2 separate regions of the Homo sapiens genome follow, and region 2 is linked to region 1. Evidence: chromatin contacts called from ENCODE Hi-C or POLR2A ChIA-PET data. All regions are on one chromosome and are shown on one strand. Each heading gives the region's core, a stretch centred on a gene start or an enhancer-like site at or near the end of the contact. The rest is flanking DNA. Distances are from core to core; before and after follow the strand shown. Region 1 overlaps P4HB (prolyl 4-hydroxylase subunit beta). Region 2 holds the start of RAC3 (Rac family small GTPase 3).

Region 1 (7,200 bases), core at 1,801-4,300:
GGACAACATGGAGAAACCCCCCGTCTCTGCTAAAAATACAAAAATTAGCCGGATGTGGCGGCGTGCGCCTGTAATCCCAGCTACTCAGGAGGCTGAGGCAGTAGAATCTCTTGAACCCGGGAGGCGGAGGTTGCAGTGAGCCAAGATCGCGCGACTGCACTCCAGCCTGGGCGACAGAGCAAGACTCCATCTTAAAAATAATAATAATAAAAAATTTAAAAAATAAAATAAAAAGAGTAAAAGGAAAAATGCTGCTGGAGAAGCGGCGCTGACGGAGGGTCCCTGCCTGGCGAAATTTCCTGGACCTGCGTTGGTACCCAGGTGCACCCCCTGTCCCCTCCCCTGCCCCCTGGGCCCCTCGCCTCGGGTACACCACCTCTCCAGTCACACACTGGAGTGGCCCTGGAGCCTCTAGCCAGGCCCGGGCCTGCAGACACCCTGAGGGGGGTCGGCTCCCAGCGTGGCTGCATTTCTAGGGACTCAGGGAAAGGTATGGACAGTTGGAATTCCAGGTCACTTGGGAGGAGCCAGGCCGTTTTTTCTGGCTTGTTTACGTGAAGCCTGGAGACGAAACGTTGTACACTGGAGACAGGCTCTCCTCTGATGTGAAGATTGCCTTTTCTCATGTTGTGGAAAGTTCTGTCTGCCCTCCCCCCTCAGAGGATCAGATGAAAGCACGCTGGATGAAGCTGCCACCAACAGTGTGACGAGAAGGAACGCCCTTTCCAGGAGTGACCGGGCCTCAGGCTAGAGACGCGGTGGGGGCAAGACCACCCGGTGAGCCTGTTTGGCGACCCCAAGCAAGCCCCTGTGTCCCTCCTGCTGGAGGTGAGCTGGGAGCGTGCAGAGCTTTTGGCTTTGGGGTTTCTATCTGGATCACCCGAGGGACTGGTGCCTGAAGCCTCGCCAGTCACAACAGATTTCCTTGAAAGGTATTTATGTGCCTTCTATTCTAATAAGGATGTGGGAACCGTGTGTTCTACGCCATGATAGACACTCCCTGGAGCTCCTCACCCTTGAAACGTTCCATCAGAAGCCGGCCGTCAGCAGTCGTGCCTGCTCCACCGTGGGCGAAGCGTGCTGTTCATGCAGCGTGACGTCAGAGCCAAACCTGTCTTCATGGAGTTTTGTCCCTGATTCTTCTTGGTCCATATGAACTTGCAAATTGACCTAGTTTGCATGACTCTAAGTTTCTGCCTTCTGGAGGACGAACTAGAACATCTGATGCACAAGGTTTACCATCACACTTTTTTTATTTTTTTTTGAGACGGAGTCTCGCTCCGTCGCCCAGGCTGGACTGCAGTGGTGCGATCTGGGCTCACGGCAAGCTTCGCCTCCCGGGTTCACGCCATTCTCCCGCCTCAGCCTCCGGGGTAGCTGGGACTACAGGCGCCCGCCACCACGTCCAGCTAATTTTTTGTATTTTTAGTAGAGACGGGGTTTCACTGTGTTAGCCAGGATGGTCTCTATCTCCTGACCCCGTGATCCGCCCGCGTCGGCCTCCCAGAGTGCTGGGATTACAGGCGTGAGCCACCGCGCCCGGCCTACCGTCCAACTTTTAGAAGTCCAGTGAGGCCTGGCTGGGCTCAGAAGCTCACGCCTGTAATCCCAGCACTTTGGGAGGCCAAGGTAGAAGGATCACTTGAAGCCAGGAGTTGAAGACCAGCCTGGGCAACATAGGGAGACCCCCTTCCCTTCAAAAAATTTAAAAATTAGCCAGGCATGGTACTGGGTGCCTATGGTCCCAGCTACTTAGAATGCTGAGGTGCAAAAGATTGCTTGAGCCCAGGAGTTTGAGGCTGCAGTGAGCTACAGTCACACCACTGCACCCCAGCCTGGGCAACAGAGCAAGACCCTGTCTCAAAAAAAAAAAAATGTCCAGTGAATGCAACCAGCAGTGCTCTGCAAAAGCACCCGGGAGACCCTGTTAGTAAAGTCAGCTGAGGCCAGGCGCAGTGGCTCACGCCTGTAATCCCAGTACTCTGGGAGGCCAAGGTGGGTGGATCACCCGAGATCAGGAGTTCGAGACCAGCCTGGCCAACATGGTGAAACCCCATCTCTACTGAAAATACAAAGATTAGCCGGGCATGGTGGTGCATGCTTGTAATCGCAGCTACTCAGGAGGCTGAGGCAGGAGAATCACCTGAGCCCAGGAGGCAGAGGTTGCAGGGAGCTGAGATCGCAGCGCTGACTCCAGCCTGGGCAACAGAGTGAGACTATGTCTCAAAAAAAAAAAAGGAAAAGTCAGCGCAGGTCGCACTGCAGTCTGGCAGGAGGGCCAGCCTAGGGCCAGAAGGGCCCTTCCCTCCCTGAGGTCAGAGGCCCCCCGGGGTGTGGTACATAGACCCAGCAATCACTGTTTTAGGCTCCAGGCCGGTGGCTTCCTGGCACCTGGAGAGACAGAGGGTTGGGAAGTCCCAGGCTGCTAAGCCCTAACCACCTCCTCCCAGAGCCTTCAAAGTCTCCCCACTAATCCAGCAGCCCAGTCAGAGAGGTTTTGGACACTGCCCCACCACCTCCCAGCCACAGCCGAGCCCAGGAATGTGCTCATCAGCTGCCTCTGCAAAACGGGAAAGGTATCAGTGACTCCCTCCCCTTTCCAGAGCACATGACACCAGTGCTGCGGGCAGCTGTGCCATGTCCCAACGTTCTCTCCAGAGGGCCGGCTCCCCGCACAGCTGGTCCACAGGGTCACTGCACCCCATCCCACGGCCAGGGAGCACAGGCACAAATACAGCCCACCCCTTTAGCTGTGACTCAGGACAGCCTCCCTCAGAGACCCTGCAAGGAGCCACAGCCCTCGGGCCTCTGCCCACATCCTCCCACGGCACCTCCAGATGCCGTTGCCCACTTTTCCGTGAGTACGCGGCTCACTGTGTCGCAGGACCCAGGCATGGCACACAAACCCTGCTGAGGCCCTGGAGCTGAACTAGCCAGAAACCAGCCCCAGCACGGGCTGTCTCCAAGACCCACAGAGCTGGGGGCCGGGGCAGACGGCAGCACCCAGACTGCCGAGCTGGTGTGAGCCGTGTGGGGCCAAGGACATGTGGGCAAACCGGGCTGGCTGGTGCTGGCGACGTGTTGACACAGGTCCTCGCGGCATGCTGGCCGGATACTCCACAGCCTGGAGCAGAGGCAGGAGGAGCCGGAGCGGCCGAGTTTGTGAGGGCCTGTGGGGCCGGCAAGGGAGGTAGCGGGGAGAACGGGAGAACCGCACCCCCGGCGAGGCCTGGTCTGGCTTGAGAGCCGTCTCTGGCTCCAGCAGCTGCAGCCAGCCCGCAAGCTCGGGAACTGGGAGGACACCCGGGAATCTCGGCAGTGCGGAAGCTCCTACTCTAGGAAGCACATCAGGATGTGAAGTTGGCGGGGCTCACAGAGTCACAGGCAGGGCTCCTCAAGGCAGCCTGGTGAGGGTCGTTTGTTCCATCCGAACTTCTGAGGGCCGAGCAGCCTCCCTAGAGCTGCAGCTCCACCCCCACTCCCACCTGCCACCTGCACCCTTGGGCTCCTTCCTCCTGCCTCACCGCCCTCTGAGACCACCATGAGCCCTGCTGGATCCTCAGGGCCTCTGCCGTTGCCCTCAGGGGGACCCACAGACACCACAGAGCTCCTGTTGCCTCCCCTGCAGAAAAGCAGCAAATCCAGGCTCAGCAGAGCCATCGCCCAGCCCTGCACACAGGCCGCGGCTTGCCGTCTGCAGAAAAATTGACTTTCAGCCGGGCGCGGTGGCTCACGCCTATAATCCCAGCACTTTGGGAGGCCGACGCGGGCAAATCACGAGGTCAGCCAGCAGATCCTGGCTAACACAGTGAAACCCCATCTCTACTAAAAGTACAAAAAATTAGCCGGGCGTGGTGGCGGATGTCTGTAATCCCAGCTACTCAGGAGGCTCAGGCAGGAGAATCACTTGAACCCGGGAGGCGGAGGTTGCAGTGAGCCAAGACAGCACCATTGCACTCCAGCCTGGGCCACAGAGCAAGACTCCGTCTCAAAAAAAATCGAGTGTATGTGTTTTTTCTGCATGTGAAGCACAGGAGTGCTGAGGTTAAGCCAAATTACAACTTAAAGACCAGGAGATCCTTATTTTTAGAGACAGCTCTGTCACCCAGCTGGAGTGCAGTGGCGCGATCTCCGCTCACTGCAGTGTTGACCTCCTGGGATCAAGTGATCCTCCTGCCTCAGCCTCCCGAGTAGCTGGGACTGTAGGTGCAAACCATGCCCAGCTAATTTCTAATTTTTCCTAGAGACGGGGTCTCCCCGTGTTGCCCCAGCACTGGGATTCCAGGCGCGCGTCCCTGCGCCCAGCCCTGCCCTTTATCGTGTGAAGGGTTAGTGATAAGCAGGGCCCCCTGTTCCTCTCACCCATCCTTGAAGCCTGAGTCCACCTGATTTCTCGTCACTCCACGGCGGGGATGGGAGGGAATGACCAGGAGTCTGAGCATCACATGGGGCTGGGTGGCTCCACCCGTGTCCACATCCAGGGTCCAGAATCACAGAAGCCCCATCAGAGTCCAGGTAAAGCAGCCTACAGGCAGGGAAGGCATCCTCCCCGGGAATCGCAAGCCTGCACAGCTCTGCTGGGGAGACTGGGGCCTGTTTCTGCATCTGCACCTCGTCCCAGGGGCGAGGCCTCTCAGCACCAGTAACCCCACTAAGGCCTGGCAGATGGCCTTGGCGTCCGCATTCCAGCCCAGCTCTCCGGGCTTGGTGAGATCATAAACCCGAGGCAAGGACAGGTGGTAAAATTTCAACTTTATTTGGCCAATGTGTTCAATTCGATTGTGAAATAGAAATGCCTGAAGAACTGTCAGCGTCTGATTCAGCTCCAGCATCCTTGGCCACCTCCCCACCCGGGAGTCAAGGGTCGTGGTTCTGCCTTGAACAGGCCACAGGCCGTGCTGTAGAGAGGCCAGTGGTCACAATGAGCCCACGACAGGAGGAGGAGCCCTGGCTTGAGGGAAGGGGAAGGCCCAGGCCTGTGCCGGGCCCCAGGGCTGGCAGCCACCAGCTCCTCTTCCAGGCATGGGGGACACCCTGACAGGATCCGGAAGTCTCCATTTACCCAAAAATGCAAGAGCCATGATCAGTCATGGCGACACTGCAGGCGGTACTGAGTGACCATGTCCAGTCCGGCTCCGTCCCTCCCACACGGGGGACAAGCTTCTCCGAGGAGGCCTGGCCAAGGTGGAACAAATACCCTGATGTCGAAAAATGTCTAAAAATCCCACAGACGGAATTTTCAAAAAGAGGAGAAACCTCCCGCGGGAGGGAGGCAGCGAGACTCCGAACACGGTAGCAAGCACTCTGGACAGACTCATGTATGAAAAAGTACATCATGGTTTCAGGAAACAAGCCCCACCAGGGTGGGCTGCCTGGAGATGGATCCCTTTCCAAAAACCGAAAAGCAGAAGGAAGAGACGGGGGTGAACGGACGGTGTGTAGGGGTGAGGTGTCACTTCAGAGAGGTTCCCTGGGTTTCCGGCGACGCCCTCCTTCAAGCGAGGCCGCAGGCTTCGGAGGCGTGCGCTGCTGCTGGGTGTGCAGCCCCCGAGGGGTCTCGGCAGCGCCCGGGTCTGGCTTTGCGTATTACAGTTCATCTTTCACAGCTTTCTGATCATCGTCTTCCTCCATGTCTGGCTCCTCTGCTTCTTCCAGGTCCTCGAGATCCTGGGATACAGGAAAAGGGGCGGGGCGGGCAGGTTGGCTGCAACAGCTGAGGCTGCCGGCCCCCAGCACCCCACACTGCTCACACCGGGGACTAGCCGGCCACGGCGGACATGGCCACCGGCCACTGGAGCAGCCAACCCTGGTCTTTACGAGCTACACAGGGGTCTTCCCAGGAAGAGTGACGCCTGGGGGATTTCTGCCTATAGCAGGATGAATCAGAGCCCCCACTGTGTCAGGAACCCTGGGAATCCCAGCTCAGCCTTGGACCCTTCCACTGGGCATGGAAGGCGTATGTGTGTCTCCCAGCTTGGCACCATGGAGTCTACAGAGGGTCCACATCTCGGCAGGGACAACAGCCCCAGCATGAAGTCCAGGCACAGTCACCACTGGGGTGTGACCATTCTACTTCCAACCCTTGGGCTCTGGCCAATGACAGGCCACAGGCAGCACCAGGGGCCGGCCCTCCATCCCCAGCCTGGGCAGAGTATTCCCACCTCCCACTGTGCACCAGCACTCCCAGCAGGCCCTGCCAGCCTGGGCTGACCATGCCCTCATCTCCTTCACCATGGTCAAGCACCCCGCCCCTGCCGCATCCTCCCAACACCAGCCTTCCTGCTTCCCCGGCAGAGTCACCACTGCTGCTGGCCACGCGCTGACGGGCAGGACTAAACTCCCGAGGGCAGACCCATGTCTGCGCCCTTGTGCCCGGGCCCCGCCAGCGGGCTGGGGATGGACCTCTGAGTCCAAGTTAGCAGCATGTGAGGAACCGGTGCCATGTGTCTGAAAAGGTTTTCTAAGCAAAATCTGGTTTTTAAAGATGCCTTCAACGTCGTCCCCTAAAGAAGTGCTGGCCAGGGAGAGCTGTTTCAGCAGAGCACTGGGAGCACATCCCTTGCCCTGCTGGGCGAAGGTGTGGGGCCCCAGAGCCCTGGACGCACAGACGTGCCTCCAATGGCACCATTCCCATCACAAGCCGAGCCCAAGTGGGCATGTCCCGTGGGGCCAAGGGGCTGAATCCCAGAGACCAGCCCAGGGCTGTGACCCCACTCACGTCATCATCCCCTGCCCCATCCTGGCCACCGCTCTCCAGGAATTTCTTAAAACCATCCAGCGTGCGTTCCCCGTTGTAATCAATGACCTGTGGAAGACAGGGATGAGTGCAGGGGCTGGTCCCGGCCCAGAGCCAATCTCCTGGCATTGGCTCCTCCTCCCTAGAGAAAGGCAGAGCAGGCCCGGTCCGGTGGCTCACACCCGGAATCCAGCACATTGGGAGTTCAAAAACAGCCTAGGCAATATAGTGAGATCCCATCTCTCTCGAAAAACAAAGGTGGGTGCTTCTGAAGGAGCTCCCACAGCTCTTCTCCCACCTGACTAGCCCCAGGCTCCTTCCAGAGAGGCACCCAGGCTGGCGTGGGGACCACTGCTCTTCCCAGAGCCCGCCCCAGCCCCGTCTGGAGGGAAGGCGCACCGTCCTGTCGGCACTGGCAGGAAAGAACTTGAGTGTGGGGAAGCTGTGCACTTTGACGGCCTCCA
Region 2 (6,668 bases), core at 4,169-6,668, 190 kb after region 1:
AGTGCCCCTTGACCTTTGGGATGGTGGCCAGATGCCCCAGGATGGCCCTTGCCTTTTGCGGTGGAGCAGCTCCCACCACCTCTGCCCCACATGTGCACGCGCTCCCCAACACCAGGCGGCTCTTGCTCACAGCCCGAACCCCACAAAGCACTTCCACCCCCATGCACTGAGGGGGCACCCCTGACTTGCCGGGTGAGACGCTGCCCCACACGGCATAGATTCCCAAGCAGCCAGCCGCTGGGTGCAGGGCTGGTGGCCACCAGCTACTCCTGAGGCTAAGCAGCCCCGGGGTGACACAGCTCCTTTGTGTGTGTGTGTGTGTGTGTGTGTGTGTGTGTGTGACTGAGTTTCACTCAGTCACCCAGGCTGGAGTGCAGTGGCGCAATCTCGGCTCACTGCAACCTCCACCTCCCGGTTCAAGCGATTTTCCTGCCTCAGCCTCCCGAGTACCTGGGATTACAGGTGTGCGCTACCATGCCCAGCTACTTTTTTGTATTTTTAGTACAGATGGGGTTTCACCATGTTGGCCAGGCTGGTCTCGAACCCCTGACCTCAGGTGATCCACCCACCTCGACCTCCCAAAGTGCTGGGATTCCAGGCATGAGCCCCTGTGCCCAGCTGACACAGCTCCTTCTGCAGAGCAAGCCATGGGCCACAGCCAGGACCGGCTCACCACCTTCCAGGAGAACCAAGCCCGCACTCACGTCCTCAGCAAGGAGGTCCAGCACCTCCGGGAGGAGAAGTCCAAGCAGGTGAGGATGGCGCCTTCACTGACCTTGGAGCTGCTTATGGCTGGAGGGCCTGGCCACGTCCTTCCTCCCTCAGCCCCGTGGTCTGCCCATCTTCCCTTCCTCGGGGCCCTGGAGCCTCTCTGAGTGGCTGGTACCAGGAAGGAGGGGCGGCCTCCTGGTCTGATCTGCAGGTGGACTTCCTTGGGGAGCTGGCGTCTGAGCCCTGAGGCCTCGCTCTGCAGGGGCCACCCTTCCTGTGAAGGAGACAGGGCACCGTGGGTGGAACCCTCCGCTGCCTTGCCACATTGGTGGGCGCTGGCTCTCCTTCCCCCTGAGAAGGTCAGGTGGACAGGCTGCAGGTGCCCTGACAGGGCTGCGGCTGTCTCTGTCCCCAGTTCCTCGACTTGATGGAGACTATTGATAAGCAGCGAGAAGAGATGGCCAAGAGCAGCAGGTGAGCGGGCCCAGGGCAGGGGCAGGGTGAGGCTTCAGGGATCAGGTCCTGGCTCAGACTCAGATGGGACCAACCTGAGCCCACGAGTGAGGCCACGAGGAGGTCGCTGGAGGCTCAGTGCCCAGGCGACCATAGATGCTTAAGGAACAGCAGCAGCTACCGAGGCCAGAGGGGTATGGGAGCGCTCTGGGGTTTGGGTTACTCTCTGCACCCTCCTCTCTGCCCACAGGGCGTCGGCAGCCCGTGTAGGGCAGCTTCAGGAAGCCCTGAATGAGAGGCACTCCATCATCAACGCTCTCAAGGCCAAGTAAGTGGGGGGTGGCCTCAGGATACTTCAGAGACGTGCCCACAGGGCAGAGAAAGGTGGTGTGAACCTGTGTGCAAGTCCTGTTTGCAAAGCAGAGGTGGGAAATGGTGAGGCTGGGGCAGTAACCCAGAAGCCTTCCTGGAGGAGGCGGGTGCTGGCTGGGGTTGACTAGGTGCCCAGCAACAGTGAAAGCAGCGAGGCCTTTATAAGGCAAGTGAAACTCCAACCGGGGCGGGGGTGCTGCCCCTCCTTTCTGCAGGCTGCAGATGACAGAGGCCGCCCTGGCTCTGTCGGAGCAGAAGGCCCAGGACCTGGGGGAGCTCCTGGCCACAGCGGAGCAGGAGCAGCTGAGCCTGTCACAGAGGCAGGCCAAGGAGCTCAAGCTGGAGCAGCAGGTGGGTGGGCAGGGCTTGAGAGGGGTGGGCCAAGGGGTGCGTGGCGGCTTCGTGACCCTCACTACCCATACCCCGTTCCCCTCCCAGGAAGCTGCAGAGCGGGAGTCTAAACTCCTCAGAGACTTGTCTGCTGCCAATGAAAAGAACCTGCTTCTGCAAAACCAGGTAGCTGTGGTGGATGGAGCCAGGGAGCCCAGGGTGGGCGCGGCAGGGCTGGGCTGCAGCTTCCCTCCCTGGTGCCGGCTTTCAGGTAGACGAGTTGGAGCGGAAGTTCAGGTGTCAGCAGGAGCAGCTGTTCCAGACCAGGCAGGAGATGACCAGCATGTCAGCTGAGCTGAAGATGCGGGCCATCCAGGCCGAGGGTGGGCACGGGCAGGCCTGCTGTGGAGGGGCCTGGGGATGGGCACCGGGGGACGGGGGCCCCCAGGGGATGCTCACGCATACTCTGCCCACCCTGGGCTTCCAGAGCGCCTGGACATGGAGAAGAGAAGATGCAGACAGAGCCTGGAGGACTCCGAAAGCCTGCGCATCAAGGAGGTGCCCTCTTCGTTGGCCTCTAATGCGCCTCAGTCTCTGGTCTTGGTGTCACGCAGGTGTCCCCAAAGCACACACCTGGTGGGAGCTTCCCTTGCCAACCTTGGGTCACTGGGTGGCCGTATTTTGCCAGCCTGAGCGGATGTCAGACCCAGAACCTCCTATTGGGGGCGGCGGGGGGACCCCGGCAATGTCTGAGCCGTAGTACAGGCTGCCGTTGAAGAGACACCAAGGCCCACTCGTTCAGGGTGTGCATGCTGCGGTAGTTTCCTGCTAGGCCATCTGAGGCAGTGCTTTCTCAGAATGAACAAGGTTCTCAAGAGACACCTGCCTTTCAGGGTGGGGAGTCCGTGAGGAGAAGGTAGGGAGGCCCGCTCTCCACTCTGGCCCCACAATCCCTGCCCCTGAGCAGGTGGAGCATATGACCCGTCACCTGGAGGAGAGTGAGAAGGCCATGCAGGAGCGGGTGCAGAGGCTGGAGGCGGCGCGGCTGTCCCTGGAGGAGGTGAGTGCCCACCAGGCAGGGCCAAGCTCTGCCTTAGTCCTGGGCTGAACAAGGCAGGGGCCCCTGGTGTTCGCCGCCTCAGGACCAGAGACCTCTTCCTGTTCCCAGAGGCTCATAGGCCCCACCTTGGGGACCCACCCACCAGTGTGCCCAAGAAGCTAAAGGGACTTAGGTGGCATTCGGACTTCCTTGGCCTTAGGAACCTTGCCCAGCGAGCTAGGTGGCAGAGCAGCTGCGTGGCCCTCAGGAGGCTGGCAGAGAGGAGCCCCCCTGGCTGGGGTTGGCTGGATGGGCCAGAGAGAGAAGGGCCCTGGGCCAGGGACAGGAGAACGGGCTGGCAGGTGGCCATCTGTGCAGGAGCTGAGCCGAGTGAAAGCAGCGGCACTCAGCGAGCGTGGCCAGGCTGAGGAGGAGCTGATCAAGGCCAAGAGCCAGGCCCGCCTGGAGGAGGTGAGCCACACATGTCCGCCACCCTCCGGGGGAGCCAGGCTGCCCGGCATTGCGGCCCGCATGCAGACTCCAGAGCTTCGGTCTGAGTGGGGAGGCGGGAGTGTGGTGTTGAGGTCAGATGAGCACACCCTGGACACTGGTGGGTCCGCTTCAGCCTTGGATCAGGGCCTGAGACGGTGGAGAGGTTTGGCCCATCTCTGCAGCCTGTGACTACACGCATGGATGGATGGGAGGGGTGGTGTGACCGAAGAGGGAGGAGGAGAGCCCAGAGGGCATCTGGAGGAGGTGGCTGCCAGGGGAGCGGGTTCAGAGTCATAGTAACTAGAGCAGCCAGTCCTGCAGAGAGGTGGGGTCGTGCCCGTGCAGACATTCCCTCAGCTGAGCTCAGGCTGAGCCCCTCATGCTTCGTGGCGGCCCCTGTGCTCACAGCAACAGCGCCTGGCTCACCTGGAGGACAAGCTGAGACTGCTGGCGCAGGCACGGGACGAGGCGCAGGGCGCTTGCCTACAGCAGAAGCAGGTGGTGGCCGAGGCCCAGACCCGGGTCAGCCAGCTGGGCCTGCAAGTTGAGGGCCTGCGGCGGCGCCTGGAAGAGCTGCAGCAGGTAGGCGGGGCTCCGGTGGGGGGCCCCGGGCGTGCTAGCCCCCAACCCTCGCCTCACTCCCCAGCCTTCGTGCCTGGCAGGAGCTGAGCCTCAAGGACCAGGAAAGGGTGGCCGAGGTGAGCAGGGTGCGCGTGGAGCTGCAGGAGCAGAACGGCCGGCTGCAGGCGGAGCTGGCGGCTCAGGAGGCGCTGAGGGAGAAGGCGGCGGCCCTGGAGCGCCAGCTGAAAGGTGAGCCAGACCCTTGTCCTCCCGCCGCCCACTGGTGGGACGTGAGGCCAGCCAGAGAGCGGGGCTGGCCAGGTCTCCCGTGCTGAGGCCGTGCCACGGTGCGCTGGGGCTGCGTCCGCTCACTGCGCTCCTTGCCCTGCAGTGATGGCGAGCGACCACCGAGAGGCGCTGCTGGACAGGGAGAGCGAGAACGCGTCTCTCCGGGAGAAGCTGCGGCTCCGGGAGGCGGAGATCGCCCGCATCCGGGACGAGGAGGCCCAGAGGGCGAGCTTCCTGCAGAACGCCGTCCTGGCTTACGTGCAGGCGTCCCCCGTGAGGACCCTGAGCCCCCCAAAGTGAGACAGGCCGGGAGGACCCGGGCGCAGTAGGAGTGCATCAGGCGGCGCCCGAGATGGACCAGGGGCTGCGTCCCGCCCGCGCCGCCTCTTTGAGACCCGGGTCGTCTGTTCCACGCGGCGGTTGCGGCGACTGTTGGTGGTGTCGCGGCTGCGGGGGAACCCCGTGGGAGGCGCCTGGGAAGGGCTCCCTACCGGCCCCTTCTTCCCGGTCGACGCCACGTGGGAGCACACCGGGAAGGGGTCCCGCGGGCGCGTCTCCCCCTCGCCTTTTGCGATGTCACCGTGAACGCTGCGGCCGCCTGCGCGCGGCGGGGTTTGGAAATACAGCGCGTTTGCACTTTGTGATACATTCTGGCCCCGCCTCTCCCTCCAAACGCGCGACCGTCCGTGCCTCTCCAAACGCGCGGCCCTCTGCCCCCAGCCCTGCAGGGAGGGCCTGCCGGGGTGCGGCTGTTCGCCCCTCCTCGCCGCTGCCTTGAAGGGACGGGAGGGCCGCGGGGGCTGTCCGTCTGGGGGTTCGGGCGGCTGCAGACCCCGGAGTTCCCAGCTGGCTCCCGGCGGCAGGGGGCGGGTCCCCGAGAAAGCGCAGCGCGCGGAGCCCTCCCCGCCGGGTCCAGGTCGCTGGGCTCTCTCCGGCCTGCGCTGCGCCCCGAGGGACCCGTAGGAGACCCCCGGGCCGGGGTCGCGCTGGAGGCGGGGGCGCCGCAGCTCGCGCAGCTCTGCCCGGGTTCGGGCGGCCCCGCCCCGCCAGCCGCGCGGCCGGGCGCCCCCCGCCCGCCCCCGCCCCCGCCCCCCGCCCCCCGCCGGCCGCGCTCGGCTGTCTCCGCGCCCGGCGCTCGGCGGCGCTCGGCTGTCTCCGGCCGATCGCTCGGCGCTCGGGTCCGCGGCCGCTGCGGCGCCGGGCATTTCTCCGCAGCTCGGCTCGCGGCCGCGCCCGCCGCCGCCCGGCCCGCGCCCATGCAGGCCATCAAGTGCGTGGTGGTCGGCGACGGGTGAGTGCGCGGCCCGGAGGCCGCTTGGCTGGGCTGGGCGGGAGGGGGGCTCGGGGGCTCGGGGCGCAGCCGGGGCGGGGCGGGGGTGGCGCCCGGGTCCTCGCGAGGCGGCCCCGCCGTACCCCGCCCGAGCCGCGTGCGCCCCGGGGTCGAGGAGGGCGGGGTGGGGCGGGGCGGGGTCCGCGGGCCTCCAGCTCGGGCCCACCTGATGCTGCCCGGCTCCCGCTTGGGCTGGCTGCGGGCGAGGCGGGGCCGCCGCCCTGTCCTCCCAGTGGGTGGGGCCAGGCCTCTCACCTGGGCTGAACCCTCAGCCGGCCCCACCCTCTCCTGCCGCCACCCTCGGAGTCGGGGCCTCTGCCTGGGGCCCCAGTGTGGGGCGCCCTGCGCCCTTATTCACCACCCCAGCCCCCGGAGCCCGGCCTGCCCAGGTCGTCCTCCAGCCTTAGGTCGCCACGGATCTGGTGGGCTGGGTCCCCCTCTCGACCCCAGACGCCCCTAACTCGCCTCTGGCTCCGGGAGAGGGGGCTGCCCTTGCTGGGCAGAGGGTCCGAGGCCGGGCCCGGGAGCCACGTGGCTTGCCCTGTCCGCAGCGCCGTGGGGAAGACATGCTTGCTGATCAGCTACACGACCAACGCCTTCCCCGGAGAGTACATCCCCACCGTGTGAGTGTGGGGGCTTCCCGGGAGAGCACAGGCCCTCCGTGTGAGTGTGGCATGGGGGGGACACGGGCAGGGTCTCCTCTGGGCTTCCACGTCGGCTCAGGTGGCCCTGTCTCTGGGCTTCCCGGCTGGAGCTGAGGTGCTGGCCAGAGTTCTAGTTCTGTGCAGACTTGTGAACCCCAAGACACAGGCCAGCAGGGCTGGGGGTTTCTGGGACCCCTCCCAAGCCCTGACCCTGCCCTCACTGCTCTGCAGTTTTGACAACTACTCTGCCAACGTGATGGTGGACGGGAAACCAGTCAACTTGGGGCTGTGGGACACAGCGGGTCAGGAGGACTACGATCGGCTGCGGCCACTCTCCTACCCCCAAACTGTACGTAACAATGGGGCCAGCCCCGGGAGCTGGGGGGGTCCCTGAGATCCGCACAAGGGAGGGAGCAGGGCCCTGGGGAGCCCCTGACCACTCCACCAG

Evidence for each region. A loop is a pair of places that touch in the nucleus more often than their neighbours do. ChIA-PET counts read pairs that join two places held with the same protein, here RNA polymerase II (POLR2A). Pooled maps may share reads with other maps.
Region 2: POLR2A ChIA-PET joins it to region 1 with 10 read pairs in activated CD4-positive, alpha-beta T cell. The contact joins the promoter of RAC3 here to the enhancer-like site in region 1. A Hi-C loop is called at or near these places in 2 of 168 maps with a recorded cell type or tissue (both naive thymus-derived CD4-positive, alpha-beta T cell), 14 of 37 single-sample maps with no recorded cell type and 13 of 50 pooled maps. POLR2A ChIA-PET finds 5 or more read pairs at or near these places in 6 of 52 experiments (B cell, H1, HEK293 and 3 more).

What each region holds. Positions count from the first base shown.
Region 1 is chr17:81,838,426-81,845,625 of GRCh38, forward strand. It overlaps P4HB (prolyl 4-hydroxylase subunit beta), which reads right to left. Exons shown (of 11, transcript NM_000918.4): 9 at 7,136-7,200; 10 at 6,719-6,805; 11 at 4,741-5,667. The coding sequence ends at 5,587. Among named protein-coding and RNA genes, the nearest start is that of PPP1R27, 7.0 kb to the left of the region's middle. Within about 2 kb of position 3,051, at least 10 of the 41 ENCODE cell types and tissues checked have a DNase peak (open chromatin) inside an H3K27ac peak, as active enhancers do.
Region 2 is chr17:82,026,260-82,032,927 of GRCh38, forward strand. RAC3 (Rac family small GTPase 3) reads left to right here and starts at 5,419. Exons shown (of 6, transcript NM_005052.3): 1 at 5,419-5,537; 2 at 6,128-6,199; 3 at 6,452-6,569. The coding sequence starts at 5,503. LRRC45 (leucine rich repeat containing 45) reads left to right here. Exons shown (of 17, transcript NM_144999.4): 6 at 640-752; 7 at 1,127-1,185; 8 at 1,415-1,492; 9 at 1,752-1,887; 10 at 1,975-2,052; 11 at 2,138-2,249; 12 at 2,354-2,424; 13 at 2,834-2,926; 14 at 3,284-3,376; 15 at 3,806-3,979; 16 at 4,060-4,207; 17 at 4,350-4,892. The coding sequence ends at 4,546. RefSeq lists an enhancer at 3,514-4,037 and silencers at 4,635-4,924, 4,945-5,054, 5,415-5,494, 5,695-5,854.